Regions from separate parts of the Homo sapiens genome. Here region 1 is linked to region 2. Evidence: read pairs that join two places in POLR2A ChIA-PET (ENCODE). Cell type or tissue: PC-9. All regions are shown on one strand. Each heading gives the region's core, and the rest is flanking DNA. Links, peaks and the distances in the headings are about the cores only.

Region 1 (4,389 bases), core at 231-4,230, 63 kb after region 2:
CTCCCTCCAGCAGGCCCGTGGATGTGGACTGTGGGATTGAGGCTGAGAGACTGGACCTCCCAGGGCAGTCGTGCATCATTTCCACTAGTCAGTAGGTGCTAATGGGGATGGCTTTTGATTTCTAAGCGTTGGGACCCTCCTCAGCAAACTCTAGGCAATCTGGTACCACCTTAATGCCTGTCAACTCCCAGAGGAAGGAGGACCTTTTTCCTCTCCAGGCCACCAGATGGTTTAGTGTTTCATGCTGGGAGGAGGGTGTGCTGTTCCTTTTTAGGGGGGCTTTCATTTGCCAAATGGCACCCACAACATCCCCAGGGGAGAGTGGGGTTTGGATGTCTTGAGAATTCTACCACACATGGCTGAGAGGTTCATCCTGCTAGAACCCCTTGAGGATATTACTGAGAGGCAAAACAGTGCCTAGGAAGAATGGATTTCTCCTGGTTGTGGGCATGAGTTAATGCTAAAATGAAGCCCTGGTGGGGCATGGTGGGCCTGGCAATCAGACCCACGCAGGCTTGGAGCAGGACCAAGGGCAGCTCCATAAAACAGCATATGTCAGTGACCATCGAGGTGATCATAAGGTACGGAATACTTTTTGAAGAACTTGCTCAACCCTATTATCTTTGAAACACTACCCCTTAAAAGACAACTAAGACCAGGGCTTACACTTTTTAAAGTTTTATGTTTGGGAAAACCAAGGCCCAGGGAAGTTTGGTGACTTGCTCAGGGAGTCACTGGTAGACTATTTCTGAGATCCAGTGCTCTCTCCACCACACTCTCCTGCATCTGCCATGTGGAACTTGAGACTTCCCAATAAACCCTGGAGCAGGGTGGTCTGTGCCTGAGACACCTCTAGAGAGGAGGGGAGAGGACCCTGCATTCTAGGGCCCTCTGTGAGAGAGTGCGCCTCTGACGGGGCCGCTCGTCCCTGGTTCCTCCTTGTCCTGCTGACTGCTGCTGTGGCTGAGTTGCTCCGTTTCTGAGGAGAAGCACTTAGTGGCTATATACAAGGATAGCTAACCAAGGACCCCCTTTAGGGCCCTTCAGAGACTCCAGCTTCTTGGAATAGAGCTTATCCTTTGGGTAATTAACTAACCACACCCTTTGAGGCATAAATTCTAATAAGGAAACATTTTTATATGGTTAAATTATGAAGTTTTTCTTGTACTGAACCTAGGGGGCCCTGGGCAACCCCAAGGAATGCAGCCCCCAGGCAAGGTGCTGCCTCCACGCCGGCTCCCCCCTGGACCATCACTGCCACCTTCCTCCTCTTCCTCCTCTTCTTCCTCCTCCTCGGCTCCTCAGCGGCCGGGCGGCCCCACCACCCACGGAGATGCACCCTCCAGCAGCAGCTCCCTGGCAGAGGCCCAGCCACCCCTGGCTGCTCCACCACAGAAGCCCCAGCCTCACCCACAGCTCAAGTAAGAGACAACTCAGCAGCTCCTCCCTCCCCTCCTCCTACCCTTCCTGTGGGCCTTGGGCTCCAGAGCTGCTAGAAATCACCTTCAATCAGGTCTCCTCCTACAGATATTTTGTGATGGGATTTGGTTTTTTTTTGTTAGTTTGTTTTTGGTTTTTGTGTGTGTGTGTGTGTGTGTGTTTGGTTAAAGGAGTGGTTAGGGTTCACTGGAGAAGGGAGGAAAGAGGGAAGTGAAAGTCTAAAGTTTAGCTAGAAATTCAACCCCCTTCCCTTTCTTCCTGGGAAGTGGCACTACGGCAGAGTCACTGTCCCTTCTCTAGTCTTGTACTAGCTTAAGGTTTTGGTTTGTTTATTTTAAACCCTGTCTCCCACTCTTTTTTCCATTCCTTTTCTTTGTGTGTGTTTCTTTCTTTGTAAAAAAAAATTTTTAATCTTTCTGCCTCTGACTCACAGTTCAGAGTATGCAATCAGTAAGGCTGCCCAGAATGAAAAGAGGGAAGTAGTTAAATCCATTTCAACATTTTACCTTCAGCTCTGTCCAAAGGAGGTCAGTTTCTGGTGTGGGCAGCAGAGGAGTTCCCAGGCAGAGACGCTGAGGAACTCCATCCTCTTGGGTTCCCCCACACCCAGCAATCAACCCTAGAAGCCCCTCCACACTGCCCCACTGCACAGACCCCTGCAAGCAGCAGAGCTGTCTTTGGGAGGGACAGCACCTGGATGTGGACGATGGTCAGTTCTGCCCTCTCTCCCACAGAGGCCTCTGATTGCTTGTGCAGTGTCCCCAGCAGACTTCTGTCACCACCTTCAGCACAGACAGCCGTAGCCTTAGGGGGATGGTAAGGGGATGGTAGTGATACACCCCTGCTTCTCAGAGTGAGGTGACGGGCAACAAATGACTCTTCAGGGAGGGAGAAAAGGGGGCTGGAGAATTCTGGAGTTGAAATGAGCCACTAGGAGATCATGTAGTCATTGCAGATGAGAAAAACTTTGCTCAAAGAAAAATTTTTTTTTTTCTCAAAGCCGAGCTACTCCTCTAATTAGTGGCAGAGCCAAGGTTGCGGGGCTCAGGTGTCCAGATGGTCACTTTCTCTGGGTCTTCCAGTCCCGTGTGATGGGAGGGGCATCACCCACTCTTGCTCCCCAGCTCGGGCCAGTGGCACCTCTTGCCTCTTGCCTGCCACATAATGTCCCTTCAGCCCAGCTGTTTCCTGCCTGCTGACTTTTTTTTAATCCCTCCTGCCTTCCCACTAGCCAACTCTAGCCCCCGCGTGAGGGCAGATCCTTGGATTGTCACTGCCTCTGGGCTGAAGCTGTTGAATAGAGCCAACCTCTGATGAGAAGCTGGAGGCTCATCCCCAGTACTCTGCCTGTGCGGGCTGAGGAGTGCCCCCACTCCCAGAGGCCAGCGTGTTGGGTCTCGTTCCCAGCCCTAATGAAAGGCAGGGTGTCTGTTCACAGTCACTGCAGGCAGAGAGAGACTGCTCACAGTTCTGTAGAAGGGAGTTTCTCCTGAGCTGCACCCAGCATTTAAGGGAGGGCTGAGAGTCCCAAGACACCAGGAGAAGAGTTCTGGAGCCAGAAAGCAGCAGGAGTGAGTAGGAGTCAAGAAGGAGAAAAGCTGGGCCGCTGGAGAAGCCAGACCTCATGTCCTCTCCTGGAGTACAGGCTGGGCCTCCCCATGGCCTTGTGCTTCATGGTTTTTCTCTGTGAACCACTAGTCTCTCAAGGGGAGAATAGGCCCCTAAAATGTTGTAGTTTGGATTTTCTCATTAGAAAACTCCCTAAGAAACTTGTAAAGGCCTGATATATATCTCTTTTGCCACTGGACACCCTGAACCCCATAGACCTCATATTAGCGCTCTTCTGAGGAGGGTTACAAGGGTGGTTACTACATCCATTTTAAGAACAGGGAAATTGCCGGGTGCGGTGGCTCACGCCTCTAATCCCAGCACTTTAGGAGGCAGAGGCGGACGGATCATGAGGTCAGGAGTTCAGGACCAGCCTGGCCAAGTGAAACCCCATCTCTACTAAAAATACAAAAATTAGCTGGGCATGGTGGCAACCATCTGTAGTCCCAGCTACTTGGGAGGCTGAGGCAGTAGAATCGCTTGAACCGGGAGGCGGAGGTTGCAGTGAGCAGAGATCGCACCACTGCACTCCAGCCTTTGCGACAGAGATTCTGTCTCAAAAAAAAACAAAACAAAACAAACAAAAAGAGAACAGGGAAATTGAAGTGTTAGAGTTTTGAGCCAAGCCAATATATTCTTTTGGAATCAGAGAAGAGATCAGAATAGAAAGAGCCAAAAGTGCCTAGAGATCTTCATTTTACCAAACTTGACAGATGAGAACCCAAAGAGAGGCACGTGGCTTGCCTCCAGTTAGGAGGGAGTGAGTGGCAAAACGAGACTTTGGCCCAGGTCTTCTCATCTGGCTCCACCAGTTGACAGTTGATAGAGAAGACAATGCCAGCATCACAGGCCCATTGTGACTTCTTTTCATCAGAAAAGTAATGTGAGATTCCTAGGTTAGTTCTTACCAAGTTGGGATCTGTGAAATTTAGCCCTTGGGCATTTCAGATTAAATTAAAGAAGCGGCCTTTGAGTCGCCTCTTCCTCCTCTTTCCCTTCTTTATTTTTTTCCTTCTCCCTTGTTCCCACACTGTCCCCACCCTTTCTATTCTAGTAGCACCAAAGTTGAGGAAGTAGCGTAGGAGTCTCCCAGGGTCTTGGTAGCATGGCCACTTCTGGCATTATCCTCCATCACCTTGGTTTCCCAGGGAGGGAGTGGGGGTTCTAGCTGTGTATCCTCACGTCACCGTCCTTCCCTGCCTTGCTGGGAACACCACCCTCTCACATTCTCTCTGGTTTTTATCTTCAAGCAAGTCGCAGTCCCTGACAAATGCCTTCAGCTTCTCTGAGTCCTCCTTCTTCCGGTCTTCAGCCAATGAGGATGAAGCCAAAGCAGAGACC
Region 2 (4,389 bases), core at 270-4,269:
TGCTTATCAGAAGAAAACATAAACCCTCTTAAGCTGTTAAAAAATCTAAAGTTATAAAATGGTAAAAAGATCTCTACTGTAAAATTAATAGATTTAAAATTGTAGGAACAAGAAAGACTTAAAAAAAAACAAGAAAGAACATGATACTATGAATAAAATAAGGCAGATATGACAAATAGAATTTCTAGAAATAAAAAATAAAAGCATTGCCAATGGCCATATAAACAGTAGATCAGACATTGCCAAAGAGAAAGCCAGTGAACTGGAAGGTAAAGCTGAAATTACCCATGATGCCTCTCAAAGAGACAAAGAGAAGAACATGCAAGCAAAGTGAAGAGACATGGAGGATACAATGAGAAGATTCAATATGTGTCTAGCAATAGTTATAGAAGGAAGGAATAGAGAGGATGGAAAAGAGGCAATATACAGAGGTAATAGTTGAAGTTTTTCCATAATTGATAAAAGACATCAATTGGGAAGCACATCAAAGTTCCAGAAAAATAAAGCCAGATCTAGACACGTCGTAGTGAAGTTGCAGAGCATCAAAGACAAAAAGTAGGTCTTAAGAGCATCCAAAGATAAAAGAGATATCCTACGAGGAATCACAACTGGACTGAGAGCAGGGGCAAAATAGGCAAAGGAATATTGTCCTCAAAAGCTGAGAGGAAAAAACAAAACAATCTAGAATTTTCTACTTAGTTAAGCCTTTATTCAAGAGTGAGAGTAAAGCTGGGTATGGTGGCATGCCACTGTAGTCTTAGCCACTTGAGAGGCTGTGGCAGGAAGATCACTTGAGCTTGGGAGTTCAAGGCCAACCTAGGCAATGTAGTGAGACCCTGTGTCTAAAGAAAAACACAAACACACACACACACGAGGATAAGATGGAGACAATTATAGACAAGTTTAGGCCAGGCACAGTGGCTCATGCCTGTAATCCTAGCACTTTGGGAGTTCAAGGCGAGTGGATAGCTTGAGCTCAGGAGTTTGATGCCTGTAATCCCAGCACTTTGGGAGGTCAAGGCAAATGGGTCTTGATCTCAGGAGTTCAAGACCAGCCTGGGCAACATGGCAAAACCCCGTCTCTACAAAAAATACAAAAAAATCAGCCAAGTGTGGTGGTGTGTGCCTGTAGTCCCAACTACTCAGTAGGCTAAGGTGGGAGGATCTCTTGAGCCCGGGAGGTTGAGGCTGCAGTGAGCCATGATCACACCACTACACTCCAGCCTGGCAGACAGAGCAAGACCCTGTCTCAAAGAAAAAAGAAAAAAAGACAAGTTTACATCTCAGAGATCGCTTCTGAAAGGACTACAAAAAGTAGATATTCTTCAGGAAACAGGAAATTGAATCCAAAAGGAAGTAGTGACGTGAAAAAATCAAAATTGAGCAAAAAATGTTGGTAAACCTATGGGTAAATCTAAAGCAAAACAAAATAAAAATAGAAAAAACTTGACTGTACAAAGTAATAAAAACTGACGAATTCAGGGAATATAAAAATGAGGTGAAATTAAAACATTGCCTAATAATATGTGACATAGGAGGAGAGTAAAGAGAGAAGGGGAATGACCAGTCCTAAAGTATACTAAAACTAGGGAGGAGAGTAGAGCTACTGATTAAAGTTATGTTTAGGTAAGTAAAGTATGTCCTTTTTTTAGAAAAGAAGTTAAGGCTAACCACAAAAAGAATAGAAATAAAATGTGTAATTACTAGAAAATTAAAGAGAAATGACTTGTGCAAGGGACCCCTGTACAAGAAAGATGAACTCAGCATTACTTGCAATAAGAAATTTCAGAGTAAACTAAATGTCCATCATAACAGATAAATAAATTGTGATGTATTCAAGTAATAAAAATAAATAGGCCAGGGTTTTGTATATTACCATGAATACATGTCAGAAATATAACACCGAGTGGGAAAAATGCAGGTCGTAGGCAGATAGATATAAAATAGCATCACTTATATTAAGCCCCAAACAAGCAAAACAGTACTATATTCAGTCTACGGATATATACACATGTAGTAAAACTATATAAAAACACATACAGGAATAATGAATGTTAATTCAGAGTAGTTATCCCTGGGGAAGGGATGTAGAGGAATAGGATTGGGGAGGAATATGCAAGCGATTTCAACAGTGTATATTAATATAGAAAAATATTAAGATCAATTAGCAAATAAACAAGTATGTTATATTCTTTAAATATAGCTGTATGACAAATAATGAAATTAAGTTTGGAGAAATGTATACAGCTGCTGAGGATTTTTCTTTTTTTTTTGAGATGGAGTCTCACCCTGTCGCCCAGGCTGGAGTGCAATGGCACAATCTTGGCTCACTGCAACCTCCGCCTCCCGGGTTCAAGTGATTCTCCTGCCTCAGCCTCCCAAGTAGCTGGGATTACAGGCGTGTGCCACCATGCTTGGCTAATTTTTTGTATCTTTTTCACCATGTTGGCCAGGGTGGTCTCAAACTCCTGACCTCGTGATCCACCCACCTCAGGCTCCCAAAGTGCTGGGACTACAGGCGTGAGCCACCACGCCCAGCCAGCTGCTGAGGATTCTAAGTTTATTTTTTCCACAGTAAGGCATAATATAAAGTGACGGAACAAATTTAATACTGCTGGGTCTGATTAAAATTTATAACTTTGAAGAAATAAACAGATTTGCATTTCTCCAAGATTATGTTTTCCCTAAGTGGTAGTTTGTCAACAGAAAGCTACACTCAATAAAATCTCAGAGATATCCAACTTCCAATACTTGCTGCTTTATTCAGGTCTGATCTGACCATCTGGAAGAATTTCATTAGGTTTTAATTATCATGCACTAAGAACATAAGCAGAGCATTTTCAAAGAGGAGCCTTCATTTCATGCTGAGTCTGAAAACCTTATCATAGGAGGAATGTTTGAGAGAATAGGGGTAGTATAGCCTGAAGAAGTGGTCTCAAGGGGCCCTGTTCACTGTCCCAGACAGGATGGACATGGACAAGAAAGAAGCAGACCAGTTTTATGTGGACAGAGCCAGAATCAAACAGCAAGCTTCAAAATGGCAAATGTCAGCCCAGCTTGAAAAAATGAATTGTCTAAAAGTGAAAAAAAAAAAAAAACCCACAAAACACACAAAAAAACTGAGAAATTTCTCTGATGTCCCCTTGTTATAAATATTACAGAGGAGATTTTTGCATTGGGGTATGAGGTAGGATATGATGATGTCATTTTAAGTTTCCTACACATGAATGACAGAGACAGACTAGAGTCTTTAAGTCACTCAAGTGAAGATAGTCATATACCAAAATTGTTTACACATAAGGGGAAAGCTACTCTTGGCCTCAGGCTTTTAGCTGTATTTTAGGAAACTCTCTAAAGCACAGAATCTGGAAACTGGGGAAACAATATTTAAGTAGAAATCTCGCTTCTAGAGAGTACTGTCAAGGTTTCTGCTTCATCATTCCCCAAATTCCAAATGATGTGCTTCATAGATCGGCAGAAGTCCCTCTCCTGGCCATTGGCAAACCAAGAAGCAAGGAACTGGCTTTATCCTACTTTATCCCTGTTGCCCTGGCACTTCCTGTCTGCCATATGTATATTCTGTATTATACGATAACTGCACCACCACTGGGCAGTGATTTGTGAATTTCACTTTCATGCTGTACTACCTTTGTTAAAGTCACTTGAAATGCCCTTTCCACATCACATATTGAAATCCTACTGTTTAATTTCTACACTGTCAGACCCTGAAAATATTAGAAGCCCTGTGGGTAAATCCCCTCCCAAATGAAGAAAAAACAATTCAGATGAATTCCTAATGTACAAAAATTTTTGAATAATGCCATATTTTAGTTGTAGTATGAAGTGGTTAATCTGCTCTGGAGTCAGTTTTCCTAGTTTCAAATCCTGAATCTTCCACCCAGTAGTTGTATGACCTTGAACAAGTTACTTAATCTCTTTGTGCCTTAGTTATCTGTAAATTTGGGAGATAATGCTATCTACCTTATATAATTCATTATGAGGATTAATTCATAAGGTGTATAAAGTGGTTAGCACAGGTACTAGTGCTTAATAGATATTAGTTGATATTAATTTCATTGCAGTTATAATTTTGGTGCTTGTACTTTAGATAACAATCTACGGTACTTCTCTCGAACACTAATTTATTTTTATTCTTCTTTGTTTTAGAGCAGGGTAAAGTCTTTCCTTCCCCTTCCCCCTACCAAGTGCCTTTCATATAGGTGAACAAATAATAGGTGCCTAATCTAATGAATCTTTGTTGCATGAGTAAATTAATTAGAATTACAATATTTTGAAAGGCTTATAGAATATATTTCATTACAACAGCACTACATAATGAACGTCTTTTCAAAGGAATGTGTCCAAACACTAGGGGTAAAAATGAACTAG

What was found. Peaks named below come from ENCODE experiments on the same cell type or tissue, not always from the same donor. Only the 100,000 strongest peaks of a DNase experiment are listed, where the experiment ranks them.
Region 1: POLR2A ChIA-PET joins it to region 2 with 9 read pairs; 5 of 35 experiments call an interaction of 5 or more read pairs at or near these places.

Annotation. Positions count from the first base shown.
Region 1 is chr3:12,186,192-12,190,580 of GRCh38, forward strand. It overlaps SYN2 (synapsin II), which reads left to right. Exons shown (of 13, transcript NM_133625.6): 12 at 1,178-1,421; 13 at 4,299-4,389. Among named protein-coding and RNA genes, the nearest start is that of TIMP4, 29 kb to the left of the region's middle. RefSeq lists enhancers at 1,186-1,295, 1,496-1,635. In PC-9, for the core only: no CTCF peak of the experiment used is centred there; DNase peaks (open chromatin) are centred at 1,600 and 1,860; H3K4me3 peaks cover 792 bases; H3K27ac peaks cover 2,993 bases.
Region 2 is chr3:12,122,760-12,127,148 of GRCh38, forward strand. All of the region lies in intron 1 of SYN2 (synapsin II), which reads left to right. Among named protein-coding and RNA genes, the nearest start is that of TIMP4, 34 kb to the right of the region's middle. In PC-9, for the core only: no CTCF peak of the experiment used is centred there; no DNase peak of the experiment used is centred there.